Regions from separate parts of the Homo sapiens genome. Here region 1 is linked to region 2. Evidence: chromatin loops called from intact Hi-C (ENCODE). Cell type or tissue: B cell. All regions are shown on one strand. Each heading gives the region's core, and the rest is flanking DNA. Links, peaks and the distances in the headings are about the cores only.

The links. Peaks named below come from ENCODE experiments on the same cell type or tissue, not always from the same donor. Only the 100,000 strongest peaks of a DNase experiment are listed, where the experiment ranks them.
Region 1: a loop joins it to region 2, with 26 times the contacts of the local background. A loop is called at or near these places in 14 of 110 quality-filtered maps.

What each region holds. Positions count from the first base shown.
Region 1 is chr17:8,406,485-8,414,811 of GRCh38, forward strand. It overlaps a transcript of NDEL1 not described here. Among named protein-coding and RNA genes, the nearest start is that of RNF222, 13 kb to the left of the region's middle. RefSeq lists an enhancer at 3,807-4,101. In B cell, for the core only: CTCF peaks have their summits at 3,981 (motif pointing right) and 4,188; a DNase peak (open chromatin) is centred at 3,967; H3K27me3 peaks cover 457 bases.
Region 2 is chr17:8,891,049-8,899,375 of GRCh38, forward strand. It overlaps PIK3R5 (phosphoinositide-3-kinase regulatory subunit 5), which reads right to left. Exons shown (of 19, transcript NM_001142633.3): 6 at 2,538-2,607. It overlaps LOC124903922 (a long non-coding RNA gene), which reads left to right. Exons shown (of 2, transcript XR_007065613.1): 2 at 740-906. It overlaps LOC124903920 (a long non-coding RNA gene), which reads left to right and starts at 6,138. Exons shown (of 3, transcript XR_007065611.1): 1 at 6,138-6,228; 2 at 6,373-6,538; 3 at 7,900-7,966. RefSeq lists enhancers at 1,277-1,386, 3,813-3,882, 3,893-4,092. In B cell, for the core only: CTCF peaks have their summits at 4,067 (motif pointing left) and 4,268; a DNase peak (open chromatin) is centred at 4,073.

The sequences.
Region 1 (8,327 bases), core at 2,514-5,013, 480 kb before region 2:
TGATCTTTTTTTCATGCTTTTTTTTGGGGGTTGTTTCCTGGCTGGAATGCCTTTCTACCTCATTACATCTCTCCTGGCATCTCCTCTACATCTTTTTTTTTTTTTTTTTTGAAACAGGTTTTCGCTCTGTTGCCCAGGCTGGAGTGCAGTGGCACCATCTCAGCTCACTGCAACCTCCACCTTCTGGGTTCAAGCAATTCTCCCTGCTTTAGCCTCCCGAGTGGCTGGGATTATAGGCATGCGCCACCACACCTGGCTAATTTTTGTGTTTTTAGTAGAGACAGGGTTTCATCATGTTGGCCAGGCTGGTCTCGAACTCCTGACCTCAAGTGATCTGCCTGCCTCGGCCTCCCAAAGTGCTCAGCATGAGGCTGGGATTATAGGCATGTGCCACCACGCCTGGCTAATTTTTATGTTTTTAGTGTGTGTGTACATGACCCTTGACCCTCCTCCCGCCGCAGATGTGCGCCACCGCCCTTGGCCTTCCTCTATATCTTTTAATACCTCGATGAAGGGAGATCCTATTTCACACATCTCTGTAGGCTCTGGCACAAAGACCCAGTATTATTAGAGCCCAATAAATGTTTAAGTAAAAAAAAGCTGCCTTCTCAAGCCTAACTCATGTGTGTTGGGCCAGTAGTGAGGTGAAGGGGGTGTTTGAGCAACACAGTCATTCTACTTTCCATTCTTTTTTTTGTTTTTTTGAGACAGAGTCTCACTCTGTCACCCAGGCTGGGGTGCAGTGCAGTGGCGCAATCTCGGCGCACTGCAACCTCCGCCCCCGAAGTTCAAGCAATTCTCCTGCCTCAGCCTCCCAAGTAGCTGGGATTACAGGCACCTGCCACCACGGCCAGCTAATACTTTTGTATTTTTTGGTAGAGATGGAGTTTTACCATGTTGGCTAGACTGGTCTCGAACTCCTGACCTCAAGTGATCTGCCCGCCTCAGCCTCCCACAGTGCTGGGATTACAGGCATGAGCCGCGGCACCCAGCAAAAACATCCATTTCTTAAAAATATCTTAAACATGGCCTGGCCTGGCACCGTGGCTCACACTCGTAATCCTGGCTCTTTGGGAGGCGGAGGTGAGTGGATCGCTTGAGCTCAGGAGTTAGAGACCAGCCTGGGCACCATAGTGAAACACCATCTCTACTAAAATACAAAAATTAGCCAGGTGTGGTGGAGCGGATCTGTAATCCCGGATACTCGGGAGGCTGAGCCATGAGAATTTCTTTTGAACCTGGGAGGCAGAGGTTGCAGAGATCGCGCCACTGCAGTCCAGCCTGGGAAAAAATACGAAACAAAACACAACCCTTAAACATAAGCATTCATACCTTTAACAGCCTCAAATATAAGTGTCTGTACCTTAAAAATATAATTAGGGGCCGGGCACGGTAGCTCACGCCTGTAATCCCAGCACTTTGGGAGGCCGAGGTGGGTGGATCACGAGGTCAGGAAATTGAGACCATCCTGGCCAACATGGTGAAACCCCGTCTCTACTAAAATACAAAAAATTAGCCGGGCGTGGTGGTGCGTGCCTGTAGTCCCAGCTACTCGGGAGGCTGAGGCAGGAGAATCTCTTGAACCTGGGAGGTGGAGGTTGCAGTGAGCGGAGATTGAGCCACTGCACTCCAGCCTGGCGACACAGCAAGACTCTGTCTCAATTAATTCATGAAACGGTACAAACTTTAATTAATTAATGCAAACTTCTAAGTATAAAAAGGTTCACTTGTGTACCATCTGAAGTGCCACTCATGCGGACTCTGGCACGAGTGGGTGAGAGCTGGCGCCCACGCAGGGGACAGAAACTTGGGATCCCAGAGCTAGAAACAGGCGACTCTAGAACTTTCCGTGGCTGAGCCCAAGGCCCGGGTGAAATGCTTGACCCGAGAGCCCTTTCGATGGGAAACCACTGAAGTGGATCAAACAAAAGAATTCAGAGAAAAGTAGCTTGGACTCTTTCAACAGGATGAAACTAGCAAGGAAGGACGGTGACCCGAGGGTGCGGGCTGGGGAGGAAGTGGAGACAGCAGGGCGGGACACCAGGTGAGCAGAAAGGGGCTGAGTCATGGCCCAAGCTTGTGCCAGCCGGGGCAGCGCGGGGCTGCACTCCTGGCACCCACCTCACGGATTCCCTCTCACTGTTGTCAAGTGACCCACTCCCGGGGCAGAGATGCTTCAGGACAGGCGGGGGAGGGAAGCCACCAAGACAGTGGAGAGGTTTGTTCTCAGGGACACGGCAGCATTTGGAGAAACAGTGCTTGACGTGAGCTGGCCGCCTTGGAGGATTTTCTGAGTTGGCAGTGTTCATCCCAGGGCTTAAATCCTCCCGGACAGCTAGGAGGCCTCAATTCTTGAGACAGGTAAGGCCCGGGTCAGGGACAGAGTTCAGAGTAAGAACAATCTTATTTTCGGATGATAAAAATAGCACTACTATTGAAAAAAAATGTGGAAAATTTTAACACACACATAAACACACACGCACACACACACACACACACACACACACACACAATACAAGCTGTACACCACTTCTACAGAAAACTACCATTAATATTTTGGTGTTTATTCCAGCGTGCATATATATATATAGCCATATAATATATAATTATGTTAAAATGTATAGTTGTATTTATACATATGATATATAATTATTTTTAAGATAAATGAGGTCACATTGTATGAATGCTTTTGGGACCTTTTTTTTTTTTTCAATTGTTAACTTTTAATCCCAATAAACATTCTTTTAGATCCTCTTTTTAAATAGATGTAGTAATTTGCTTAATTAATCTCATGTTGATTCATATTTAGGTTGTTTCCAATTTTTCCCTATTATAAAAATTGTTGGCCGGGCGCAGTGGCTCATGCCTGTAATCCCAGCACTTTGGGAGGCCGAGGTGGGCGGATCACCTGAAGTCAGGAGTTCGAAACCAGCCTTGACCATCATGGTGAAACCCTGTCTCTACTAAAAATACAAAAATTACCTGGGCATCATGGCATCCACCTGTAATCCCAGCTACTAGGGAGACTGAGGCAGGAGAATCGCTTGAACCCGGGAGGTGGGGGTTGCGGTGCGCTGAGATGGCGCCATTGCACTCCAGCTTGGGCAACAAGGGTGAAACTCCATCTCAAAAAAAAAAAAAAAAAGTCTGCAGTAAGTGTTTTTACTGCAATATATTGGTGGTATTTCCTTAAAATAAATTACTAGCAATGGAATCGATAACTCAAAGGATAATATTGTTTTAAGGCCTTGTGATAAATATTGTAAATTTGCCTTTTAGGAAGGTTGTGCCTTCCTAAATGAGGTCATGAGGTCAGGAGTTCGAGACCAGCCTGACCAACATGGTGAAACCCCGTCTCTACTAAAAATACAAAAATTAGCTGGGTGTGGTGGCACGCTCCTGTAATCCCAGCTACTCAGGAGGCTGAGGCAGGAGAATCGCTTGAACCCGGGAGGTGGAGGTTGCAGTGAGCCGAGATCACGCCACTGTACTCTAGTCCGGGTGACAGAGCGAGACTCTGTCTCAAAAAAAAAAAAAGAATGTCCATGTGAATGTTGCAAACGCTTTCTTATAGGGACCAGTATTAAATCTTTGTGGTTTTACCCTGAGTCAGAACACTAAGAGCCTGGTTTATTTACTGACCACTTGCTTTGACGCTCGTGAGAAGGCTGTTCTGTTGAAGTCGTAATGCTTTGCACCCAGTAGGAGCTCAACAAATGCCTAATGAGCTGAACTCAATTGAGAAGGTCAAGGGGCTAAGCAAACATGGGGGTGCTGCATCATTGCCATTTAGAGAGTAACGAGTTATCTGAACCAGCGACAGGAATAGTGAATGGTGAGTGTTGAAGGGGCAGAAATAAAGAACCAAGGGATCCGTTACAGAAGGCTCAGACCTTGAGCTGCAGCTTTGAGAGGGAATGCCTGGAGCCGAAATGAGCGATACATACCTAATCACGGCCAGCAGGTGGCGCTCTAAAGATGTCTCGTTGCTATCCAGACTCCCAGCCAAGATCTTGCTGGAGCACCGGGAAGTGGAAACTGAGTGAGGCATGGGGAACCTCTCAGCCCTAACTTTTTGCGCTGTGCTTCCTCCGGAAGTGCAGTTCCCAAGATCAGGAGCCCTGTAGGTATTTTTGCTTTGTTTTCCTATGCTTGTTTGGCTTGTGGGTGTCTCTGTAGAGCACCATCCATTCAATTCAGTTTCGAACAGTATGGTCTCGAACTTTGATGAGCAAACCCTCACCTGCTTCTCTTGTGAAAATGCAAATTCTGATTCAGTAGAACTGGGGTGGGGCCTGAGATTCTGCATTTCTAACAAGCTCCCTGGTGATGACTCATGCCCAGTAGTTCTAAAATTTGTTAGAACATGCTGTGTAAAGTTCCATCTCTATGCAATATGGGAGGTGAGAGAGAAGCAAATCCAGGCTCTTCTCTCAAAGGGTTTACCAGAGTGAACACAATTTCACAGAAATGTCTGAAATACAAGTTAGAGTGTGAGCCCACTCACGGCATGACCTTGGGCAAGTTGCATGACTTCTTTGGGTCTCAGTTTCCTCATCTGTAAAATGGGAATAGTAATAGCCTCTACCTTAGAAAGTTACTTGAGAATTAAAGCAGGATATTGTACATAAAACACTTGCACAGTGGCTAGCACATAGTAAACCTCAACAAGGCTTGGGGCACCCTAAAGCAGTATGGAGTCAGGCAGGTTACCCTGGCAGGGTGGTAAATTGGAGGAAGCAAGTGGTGGGGGTCAATCCTTAAGAAGGCGCCATCTTGGGTTGGGTGCATTGGCTCGCGCCTGTAATCCCAGCACTTTGGGAGGCTGAGGCGGGTGGATCATGAGGTGAGGAGTTCAAGACCAGCCTGGCCAAAATGGTGAAACCCCGTCTCTACTAAAAATATATAAACTAGCCAGGTATGGTGGTGGGCGCCTGTAATCCCAGCTACTCAGGAGGCTGAGGCAGAGAATTGCTTGAAGCCGGGAGGTGGAGGTTGCAGTGGGCCAAGATCGCACCACTGCACTCCAGCTTGGGTGAAGAGGATGCCATCTCAGTTGTCAGGATATCCATCATCTGAGAAGAAGGGTGTCAGGAGGTGAGGACAGAGAGCCAGGAAGAGGTCAGGTGCCTTGATTAGCAGGTGGCAAACCCAAGAGCTGCTTTTGAGGGGGATTTAAGTGTGCTGAGGCTAAGCAGGAAGCAGCCTTCCTTCTGGAGATGGAGGTGGGCAGGATTTCCAGGCAGATCAAGCAGCGGCTTTCCACACACGCCCCTATTTCACATCTTTAGGAGCTTTAGGAACTTGCGAGAGGAGCTAAGAGGAGCCAAGTGTCACCCTGATCCTGCCTGCGTGCATGGCTTTGCCACATCCTGTAAAAGCCTCAGTCCCACTGCTATGGATTCCTCAGCCCAGGTCCCTAAGTTTACCCACATGCTTTAAATAGGGGTGATGTTTCTATGAACCTCTAAGATCCACAAATATTTATGGACTTAACCTCCAGGGCTCTGATGAGTGCCCCTGGGGATACAGAGACAAATCCACACAGCCCCTACCTTCACGGCTGACCCTGGGGAGAAAAGACATCACCCCGGGAAAAGGAAAAGAATGATTAGTGAAGGGTCTCCTAGCCCTTCTTAACAATGGTGCTTCTTCTAGATCGTAAGACTAATTGATGCATGAGACCTACAGCCACTGCAGAGGCAAGAGTGTTCAGGGGACTCTTTAGACCAGGGTGTCTGACCTAATAAAGCCATAAGGAGTGAGTCAGATCTGATAGGGCTGGAAGGGGACAACCACTAACAGCTAAAGGGACTAATTGGACTTGGGTGGAGCCAATTACGCACGTTATCTCATTTAAGCCCTACAAAATACTATGAGGTCAGTACCAGCATTGTTTCCGTTTATAGATGAGGCAAATGAGACTCAGAGAGCAAAGCAACTTGCTCAAGTTCTTTTTTTGTTGAGATGGAGTCTTGCTCTGTCGCCCAAGCTGGAGTGCAGTGGCACAATCTTGGCTCACTGCAACCTCCGCCTCCCGGGTTCAAGTGATTCTCCTGCCTCAGCCTCCCGAGTACGTGGGATTACAGGTGTGTGCCACCATGCCTGGCTAATTTTTGTATTTTTAGTAGAGACAGGATTTCACCATGTTGGCCAGGCTGTTCTTGAACTCCTGACCTTAGGTGATCCACTCGCCTCGGCCTCCCAAAGTGCTGGGATTACAGGTGTCAGCCACCGTGCCCGGTTTCAAGTTCTCACAGCTACAAGTGGCAGGTGGAGGCTATGGGACAAGTTCATTCTCTTGTGTACCATGTTATGTGCTTGGCCCTTGTGGAGAGACAAACAACACTGGCATTCACTGTCTCCCCACCTTAAGTAGTGACAGCTCTTCCCCATGCCTTTACCCTCCAAATACGGGGATGAAGGCAGGAAAGTGGAGGAGAGAACAGGACATCTGTCTGGAAGACCAGTGGCTTCCAAACTACACATGCAGGGGAGATGGGAAGGCTGAAGGCCTGGCTGAGAACTTGAATTTCTTCTTTCCTTCCCGAAGCACTGAAGTCTTGCTCAACCCCAGCTGAGTGATGAGGCGGGCAGGGTTGCCTCACTTCAGGGCAGCAGGCCCCAGCCTTCCTGGCTCTAATCCATTTCCCATCCTTGCGTATCTTTGGTCGGACGGTGATTCTCACTCTTCCTATTGACTTCTACTTTGTGTCAGCAAGTTCAGCGTGGGCCCCGTATGCTGCCGTGGATCTGATCAGCTGAGGCCTGAGACACAGGACCAGGTACATTGGGAGGAAAGAGCTGATTGGAGAAGGTCTGGGCCACATGAGGGTTTGCCTGAGAGATGCCAGAATGGGGGGCTCCTGATGTCTGAGGACCCTCTGTGCCCATGAGGCAGGCGGATTGTCAAAGGCTGAGGTCCATTTGGAAAGTTGGTTATGTCCCTGTGGCATGAGGGTTGGGTGACATAAAGAGACGGCTTTGGTGGTTTCCTGAAACCATATCATTTGCGCACATCTTCCCCCTGATATTCTGATCACCTTGATTTGGTTTCCTATTTCCTGAACTGCCCACATAGCATTTTTCTGGGTTGCAGAGGGAGTTCATAGGGTTCTGACAGGTTTATCTGGAGCCAACAGAGACAGTCAGTGAGATGCACTGAAGCCATGCTGAGCTGACCAAGTTAGGGGCTTGCGATCATGTCCTGGGACCTTGACTTCACTGCTCATGGGCCATTTGCTTCCCTCTGAACGTGTTTTCTCATCTACAAAATGTAAGACATCTCTATTTTTTTGGATGTTTGTAAACTTAAGCAGAATGATGATTGTGAAGGTGTTTTGTAAACTGTATGATTGTATTCTTCAGGGTTTGGGGTTACTTTTATTTCATTTTGTAAATGGAACTAGATGATTTTTCCTGATAATATAATATCTGATAAAAATTTAATCAGTACAGAGACATTGAAAGTGTTTGCATAATTCTATCTCTAAAGATTAATATTTTGGCATATAGACATCTAGACTTTTAAATGAATATTTTTATGTCAAATTCTACTTACTGTCTTTCAACCTTTTTTTCACTTAATAGTATCTCTTGAGTGTCATCTCTTGTTAATTCATAATTATCTACCTTGTCCTTTTTAACAGCTATGTAGTATTCCATTGTGTGGCTGTACCATGATTTATTAAACCAGTCTCCTATTGGTGGGTGTTTAGGGTGTTTCCAATTTATTTCTATAATAATAAACAGTGCCACAGTAAACATCACTGAATGTACATCTTTGCATACTATTATTTCCTTAGAATAAATCCTTAGATGTTGGATTGCTAGGTGAAAGGTTGTACATATATTTAGTTTTCATTCATTTGTCCAGATTCCCTTAAGAAATGTCGTACCATGGCCGGGCGCGGTGGCTCACGCCTGTAATCCCAGCACTTTGGGAGGCCAAGGCTGGCGGATCATGAGGTCAGGATATCGAGACCATCCTGGCTAACATGGTGAAACCCCGTCTCTACTAAAAATACAAAAAATTAGCCGGGCGTGGTGTTGGGCACCTGTAGTCCCAGCTACCCGGGAGGCTGAGGCAGGAGAATGGTGTGAACTTGGGAGGCGGAGCTGGCAGTGAGCTGAGATCGCGCCACTGCACTCTAGCCTGGACGACAGAGCGAGACTCCATCTCAAAAAAAAAAAGTGTCATACCATCTTATTTATTTATTTGAGGCCGGGTCTTGCTATGTTGCCCAGCCTGGTGTGAAACACTGGCCTCAAGAGATCCTCCCACCTCAGCCTCCTGAGTAGCTGGGATTACAGGCTTGAGCCACTGT
Region 2 (8,327 bases), core at 2,855-5,354:
GACCACAGGAGGCCAGGACAGAAGCAACAGCTCCAGGGTCCAGGTTTCCAGGGGAAAGCGTGGGGTTCACTGCTGAGCATTTTTCAGCTGTTGTTTTCAAAGATCTTTTCAAAATTGAACTTAATTCTTTAAAACTAAATTTACTTAATTTTTATATAAACGTTTTTTCCTATGAGACAGCTGAGTGGATGCAAGATTACTCAAATGAGGATCATATTTTAGGCAAGGTGACTTGAAGCCAAGCGATCAGTTTTCAGGGGGAGCTGGACAGCAACGTGGTGCTGTGCAGTGTGGTCTGGGGCGAGCGGGACATGAAATTCCTCGTGCCGTGGGGCTGCATCTGCCCGGAGGAGGGGATGCCAAGTCAGAGTGCATCTTCTTCCTGAGCTTATGAGGGACACCTTTTCTAATCAGCCCAAAGCCATGATACAGGCTTTCACTGGCTGGGAGGGGACTGTGTGCCTGGCCACTGCTACCTCCCTTCCCGATGGATACCCAGATTCCCTCTTGGTGCCAGTGTTTACATTTCTTTATTATGGAACCTTTCTCTTTTTTTTTTTTTTTTGAGACGGAGTCTTGTTCTTGTCACCCAGGCTGGAGTGCAGTGGCACGATCTCAGCTCACTGCAAGCCCCGCCTCCCGGGTTCACACCATTCTCCTGCCTCAGCCTCCCAAATAGCTGGGACTACAGGCACCCGCCACCACGCCCAGCTAACTTTTTTTTTTTTTGTATTTTTAGTAGAGACAGGGTTTCAATGTGTTAGCCAGGCTGGTCTTGAACTCCTCACCTCGTGATCCACCCGCGTCGGCCTCCCAAAGTGCTGGGATCACAGGCGTGAGCCACCGCGCCCGGCTACTATGGAAACTTTCAAACATACCCCAAATTAAAAGAATCGTGGGCTCTGAGGCGCTGATCACTCTGTTTACAGTTAACAACGCACGGCTGTTCTCACTTCCCCCATGCCAACCCCTCCATCACTGCATGACCTCGAAGCAAATTCGAGCCATGGCGGCTTTGTATCCATAAATGCTTTAGTATGAGCTGCATGTGATGAGAGCTCTTGCTCTCTCAATTCCACACTGCGTTTAAACCCAGTGCAAAGGAGCACCACGCAGGGCAGCATTCCCTCCACACTCTGGGGACGTCGGTGCCCGGGGACAGGGCAGAGACAGGACTAGTCTCTGTCAAAGTCCCCATCATTTGGGAAGAAACTCACTTTGATTTCTCTATCTGTAAGAAAAAGGAGGTGGGCTTGTATAAGCAGCCCCTTACAACCTTGTAACGAGCCCAGCCGAGCCCCTGCCCTCACCAGCTTGCATAATTTCTCTCCCGAAGAATTTATCATCATTCTCAATTTACAGATAATGAAAGTGAGACCATCTCCCAACTGTAAGCTCTTTCTACAAATCTCTCGGTGCCTCACTTCCCTTATGTGAAAAATCCCTTTCTCACGGGGTTAACGTGAGGATTAAATGAGTCAGCACATGTAACCATGCTTAGGATGGTGCCTGGAGTCCGAATAAAGGTCTAAAGGGCTTTGATGATTCTTCATCAGCCCACCTGCCCCAGCTCCCCCAGAGGAATCTTATTTACTTACTAAACTACAACATTTTAGCATCCTTTCCCTCTGTCTCAACATCTATCATTTTGTTTGTGTTTGTTTTCACCTAGAGGGAAGTCAAGAAGTGTTGCTCAGGGGAGTGAGTGGGAAGTGAACCCCTGGGGCTGGGAATGAGGAGGGCCGGGGGCCTATAATTTCTGAGGTGGTGAAGGCCGGGGTCCCTGGGCTCCCAACATGTCAAGGTGAGACAGCACCCAACTCTTCAAGGCCTGCAGAGGGTCCTCCTAATGGGCACCCCCTCTCTAGTGCTTTTCAAACTGCAGGTCAGGACACAGGAGTGGGTAATGAAATCATCTGGGGAGCCAAATTTGTTTCTTAAATGAAATAGAATAGAACAGAGCTCATCCTATGTAACCAGGATACATTTCATTTCAGCTGTGTGTGTGTGTGTGTGTGTGTGTGTGTGTGTGTGTGTTTGTGTATCAGGCTGTCATATAAAATGGATTTTTCTTATAGGTCCTGGTCAAAAAAGTTTGGAAACACTGTTTTAGTAACAGACAGAAGGAGATTGTGGAAATATCATGGGCTTCTGAATAAGCCTGAGGGTTAAATTCTGGCTCGTACCCTTGCTCGCTGTGTGACCTTGGGGAAGTTGCTTGACCTCTCTGACCTCCAGTTCCTCATCTGAAAATAATGAAAGTGGGGGAACTGTGTGCCTAACACCTGGCATAATTGATACAGACCTCTTTAAGAATCTGGTGAAAGACCGTCAGCCTAGAAAAACACACCTGGACACAAAATATCACCAGCAGTGCCAGGGGGTTCCCAGTTCCCTGGAAGCCTGTTTGTTGCTGGCTGGGGTGGACAGGGGGTGGGGGCACTGGATGTTTGAGTGGGGGAGGAGGGTGAAGGTGGAACAGTGCAGGGGTCCCAAACTCCCTCCCCACTGTTTCTCCGTCCCCCAAGAGCACTCACACGGTGGAGCTGCGGTGACTCCTGATGGGCAGGCCCTGCTCAGCCCTCACCAGTCTCTGGTAGGAGATCCCTGTGGGTCAAGAAGAAAAGAGTTCATGGGCTGATCAGTTCCTTCAGCATCGTCCGTGTGCCTCGTGGGGAGCCAAGCACTGGACAATCAGGTTGGAAATTCCCGGATGGAGCTCAGGCGAACCTGCAGAGAAGCTGTTCTGTGGACCCTCCAGGGTGCCTAGCAGTTTGCTTCTATGCGTCCTTTTACACCTCACGAGTCATATCCCCACCTCCACCTCCAACACCAAAACTCGGTCCTGGGCCTCGCTGTCCTCTGGATTCCCGTGGCCTCTCTGACTGCCCTCCCTTCCTAAGAGCTTTCCACTCCCCTTGTGGCTCAGGTCCCGGCTCCAGGCTTGGAGGCAGCCTAGCTGGAGAGAAAGAGATCCAGGGTGAGAGCCCGTGTCGGAAGCCTGAGTTCTATTCCAGCTCTTCTGCGTGGCCTTGGCCAGGTCACTTTAGCCCTGGGCCTCAGTTTCTCCTGGGAAGGGCCAGATTAGATCCGTGGCCTCTGAGGCCTTTAACAGTCTATGATTCCCAGGCCCCACCATGGCTTGACCAACTTAAAGTTTCTCTCTTCAGAGACTGGGAGGCGGAGCATCGCAGGAGGCAGAACCTGGGCCCAGGAGGCTGCCCCGTCTTGTGCCGCAGGGCTACTCCTCGGTCCCTGCCGCTGCCCCCTCTCCCGGTCCGGGGTGCCTTCCCGCTATGCCAGGCACCTCTCAGCCCATCCACTTTGCCTTAGCTCCAGCCAGGCAGTGGGTTTCGAGTTTCCCCACCTGCACCTCCCCGTCTCTGCCTGGAGTCCGGGGATCGGGAAGGACTGTGGTCTGGCCTGGCGTCCTCCGTGCTCTGAGGCATCTGCATCCCAGGCTCCTCTCCCAGCCCGCATCCCCTTTCTCCCTGGCCCTTCCCCCTCTCTGTCTCCTCTGACTTCCAAATGCTGAGAAGAAACACACCAAAGGTTTTCCTTTTGTTTCTGCAGCTTGACTCTGTTGTGCACAGTAGTCGCTTTACAGTGTGCATTCAGTTCTGTTTCCACCATGACAAGGAGATGAAACAGAAAGCGGGAGTTCACTCCCTCACAGAGCAGGGGCTGGGGACCCAGCGGGGTGGGTCGCCTTCTTGTCATAGCTTGGAAATAGGCCCAGGGCAGTCCCCATCGAGAGCAGGGCCACTCTGAACTGGGACTGAGCTGGGAACCTGCAGGACGTCCCCTCAGAAGTGCAAGTCTCGGGGGCGGGGTAGGGCGGGGGTTGGGGTTTAAAGACAGCTATAAATAGAAAGGCTGTGAGGTTCCTTTAGTAAAAGGCAGAAAATTACCACATAATGCTCTTCTAACTTGGGACCTAATTGCTTTGATTTTTGGCCTTTTGCGTGATGTTTACTTTATGTAATCATCGCATATTTAGAAGTTAACGTTTGGTCCATTTTGCCAGATAAGTCCTTGACACAGTGGCTATTACATCAGGACTTGGGACACCATCTGGTGGCCACTCACGTGCATTACAGAGAAGAGATCCTCACCCGCTCTCCAACCACCTCTACATAATACCATAGCTACCATAGCGGAGACAAACAGATATTCCCCATCTCCCTGACCATAAAACACATAGATACGCAAAATCTTCTCTTGACCTTATTTCTCTTTTCTTTTACTGTTTAATGCTTTTAACATTAACCCACACCCCGCTGACCCCATTTCTTCACCGCCACTTCTGCCTCTGTTGACCAAGGACATCCAGGCGGTCATACTCCAGGAAGCAGTAGACTCTGACGTCGCTCTCCCTCCACATCAGCTTTCTTCCAACACGCCCAGCCATTGGCTTCCAACCCCTCTGCCCTCCTGACCCTGCTCTCCTGAAGCTTGGCAACATTTTCCCCGTCCCCATACCCAACGGCCCAACCTCATCCTCACGCTGCTTGAACTTTTGTTTTGGAGTGCTTGGTACTGTTGACAACCTTCTCCTTGAAGCTCCTTCGTCTCCTCTTGTCTCTAGGATGAGGAGCAGTCTCTAACATCTATATTCGTGTGCCTTAGTCTCATTTTAGGATTGTGCTACAGTTAGAATCAGAAGCTGCTTCGTATGAGCTACGTGGACTCCACGCGACTGTTGCTCTATGTGTCCCGTTGCTTTAATGGGGGATATTTAGGAGGATACCTGTGCCTCTTGGCACACTCTGACCCAGAGAGAGTGATTTTCAGAGTTGTTTGGCTGGTGCTGAATACCCAAGGTACCAACAGTTCCCAAGCAGAACCTATGATCATCAGATAAACTCCCGCCCTCACCCCCAAAACACCATCAACCCCCTTCCTTGGCCTCTCTTGGTAATGGACCTCCCTGCTTAGCATGGGGTGTGGGGTTTTGGGGTAATTAACTGGTGGGCTGGGGCCTGAGCTGGGAACACATTAGAAAAGACTGTGCAATGTGGAGGAGGCTTTGATAATATAAGCTTTTGTACAGACTGACTCCTTTGAGCCTGGCTTAGAGATTGTACTGCCGAGTCCCCATTTGCTGGTATGTGCTGTGAGGTTGGAAATATCTCCCAGCACCCTCCATGGGCTTGGTTTTCACAATGTTACCTGGTGATGCCAGGGAGGCCATGAATGCTAAGTGGGGTGTGCAATGTCAGTTTCGAGACCACCCTTAACTCCACCCTCCACTCCCCAAACAGGGAGGCTGCACTGGGGAGCCTCAGATCCACAGACACCTCTCTCCCTTTGATCTTAGATCACACCCTTTCTTGGTCACCTTAGCAGATGGAAACAACTTTCTGAGTTTAGCTTCTTAGATCAAGATTGGTGCAAGGGCTAAACAAAAATCTTGCCTGGGTTGTTCCTACGTCAGGCTCTAGCAAGTAAGAAATTGAGAGAAGTCACCCCATACAGGCGAAGAACGGGGTGAGTGGGCAGAACACACTCATAGTGAAGTTCAAACTCCTGGCCCAGGTGTCCAAGGCCCTTCGCCATTAAGCCTTGTTCACCCATCAAAGCTTCCACTCTTTTTCAAAGTTGCAAATAGATGGGGATCCTGCACAGAACAGCAGACTGTGAAGATCCAGGACACAGGAAAATCACTACATCTGCCATCAAGCAAGCACTGGTATTAATGACACACGGATAGACAGGTCCATGCTGAGGGTGATGTGGGTACTTGAGCCTGGGGGAGGCAGGGAGCAACCACATCTGACTCAGTTTCCTCCTACAAGGGGAACACCAAGATTCCACGGAATCAACAGGGTGGAAGCAGAGCCCGGCCCCAACGGCATTGCAATCTCCAAATGAGACTAGATCAGGTTTGGTTCTCCAGCAACTATGATTAATATCAACTCATGGTGGACAGTTTGACCTACCTCATACCCTGAAGCAAACACCAGGCACACCACTCCCCACAGCAGGGTTTCTCTTACACTTCCCTCCTCACTGGGGGTCCCATGTATAGCGCCTTCCTGCTCCCCATCCCCAGGGTCCTGGACTCCAGAGAGGCTGGAGGAATTGGGGACTCATGGCTGTGGGCCTCAGCAGGGCCTGGGCAGGAAGGTGAAGCACGGATTTCAGGTGAATAAACAAAGGAGAAGACATAACAAGGGAGGCTCGGAATCTCTGGCCACCGGGAGTCCAGGAGCAGAGAGGGGGAAGGTGAGAAGGAATGTGGCTAGAAAGCCAAGAGGAAAATACTGGGGGGAAGGAACCCACTGGGCAGGCCTTCATGCAGGCAGAGGAGATGTGAGTTCTTGGAATGAAAGGCCAGTGCCACCACAAGACATATGCTGCTCTGAACAGGTGCAGTGACCCCACGGAAACGCCTGTGGGATGAGGTCTCCAGCTTTGCAGAGCCACCGGGCTTGTGGGGGCGAACTGAGATGAGACCTTTCATAACACCCTTTCACCACCCTGGTGAGAGTCACCCTAACAGGACCAATCCAGGCCTTATGGGCTACTCTTACAAGTAAGTCATATGTGGCAGAGACTTCTAGGCATCTACTCAATATCCATTCCTCGTTTTTTTATGAGTGGGACACTGGGCATTGTACCCAGTTGATGAGTCAATTTCTCAACCTCCCTTGCAGAATGTGTTAGGTGCAACCCCCCTCACCTCCTTCTTTCTGTTAACTGGAATGTGGACATGATGGCCAGCACTCCAGCAGCCATCCTAGACCAAGAAGCAACCTTGAAGATGGTGACTTTTGCCAAGGATGGTGGAGTGGAAAGATGAGGGAAGGCTGGTCCAGGATGTTCATGGGGCCACCATGCCAATGCTGGCCTGCCTTCATACAGATTGTGTGTGTGTATGTGTGTGTGTGTGGTGTGTGTGTCTGTGTGTCTGTGTGTAAAAGAAAAATAGCCCCTGAGAGTTTAAGGCATAGTTGTTTGGGGCTTTCTGCTATAGGCAGCCAGCTCAGTCCTAACTGATCACACCGTGTGGTTTCTGGAACACCTGCCTCTACTCTTTTCCCTAAACCTCCCCCACCTACTAGTCAATGATGTTTGACATCCTTCAAGAGGTCTAACCTTTCATTCCATAACCAGAGACAAAAAGTATAAAATCCAAATGTCTGTGATCAGTAATGTCCCCAGAGAAATGTAACACCACTGAAGAACATTCTGAATTCACCTGCCACCCGCTGATAAGCAAAACTGACCTAACCCAGGTTTGTTCCCCATTTGATAGGAAGTCAAAGGGTATGAAGCCATATTAAGCAACCCAAAGGGAAAGGGGCAGGAGAAATTCCCCAAGGGGGAGAGCGTTTATAAAAAGACAGCCTGGGCAACCCAGGGTCATGCAGCCATCTGTCAGTGCCTCTTGGTAGAAACACAGCTTTATGCAAATGTGAAAAGGATGGGATATGACTTTTGGTATCAAAGAGATATGGGTTCAAGTGGTAGAGCTCTTGTCAGCTATGTGACCTGGGGCAAGTTACATAAATGTCGAGCCTTCAGTTTCAGCATCTGAAAAATGGGAATAATAGTAACTACCCAGGGAGGTGTTCTGAGGGTTAGATGGGACCAACCTATGACGGTGCTTCATATGCCATAAGCAACCCTGGCATCATTGCTGTCCTCCTCGTCATCATCATCAACGATAATTATAATCCTGCTTTTGACCAGGAGGCTCAGAGAGTCTAAGGAACTTGTCCAAGGTCATTAACTAATAAGTGACGAAGTGTAGGTCTCTGTCATACAAGGGTTCGTGTTCCCTCTTTCATACTTCACTTTGTAGCTTAAACAAGAAATACTGAACTTGGTCTTCTCAAAATCATTTCCCATTTTATAATGAGAAGAATATGACTTTTCCTTCTTCCCCTACAGGCAAGGTGCAATCCTTGAGGTCTGTGTGCTTTGAAAATTGCAGAGCGGTTTGCATGTAAGATGCCCCATGTCATCCCCCAGGTTTACAGGTAAATTCTTTGCAGGAAAGTATTGTGGTCGGCACAGCTATGCAGGCATAGAGTAAATATTCAATAAACATGTGGGCTGAGCCCAAGAGGGCTGTGGTGGGCAGGACCCAGTGGCACTGACGTGAGGTTTCCTGCTACCTCCAGAATTGAGGCACTGGGCGATCATACGGGGGTGGAGTCAGGAAGCAGGGGGAGGCCCCCAGCCTTGATAACAGGCCCACTTCCTCTGCCACCCAGCCACATCAAAGCAGGATAAACTGTTTCATTCATTTCCATGGCAACTGGGTCCCTAAGACTTCACGGGGGGAGGGCCCACCTCCCCACGTCCCTTCTCATTTC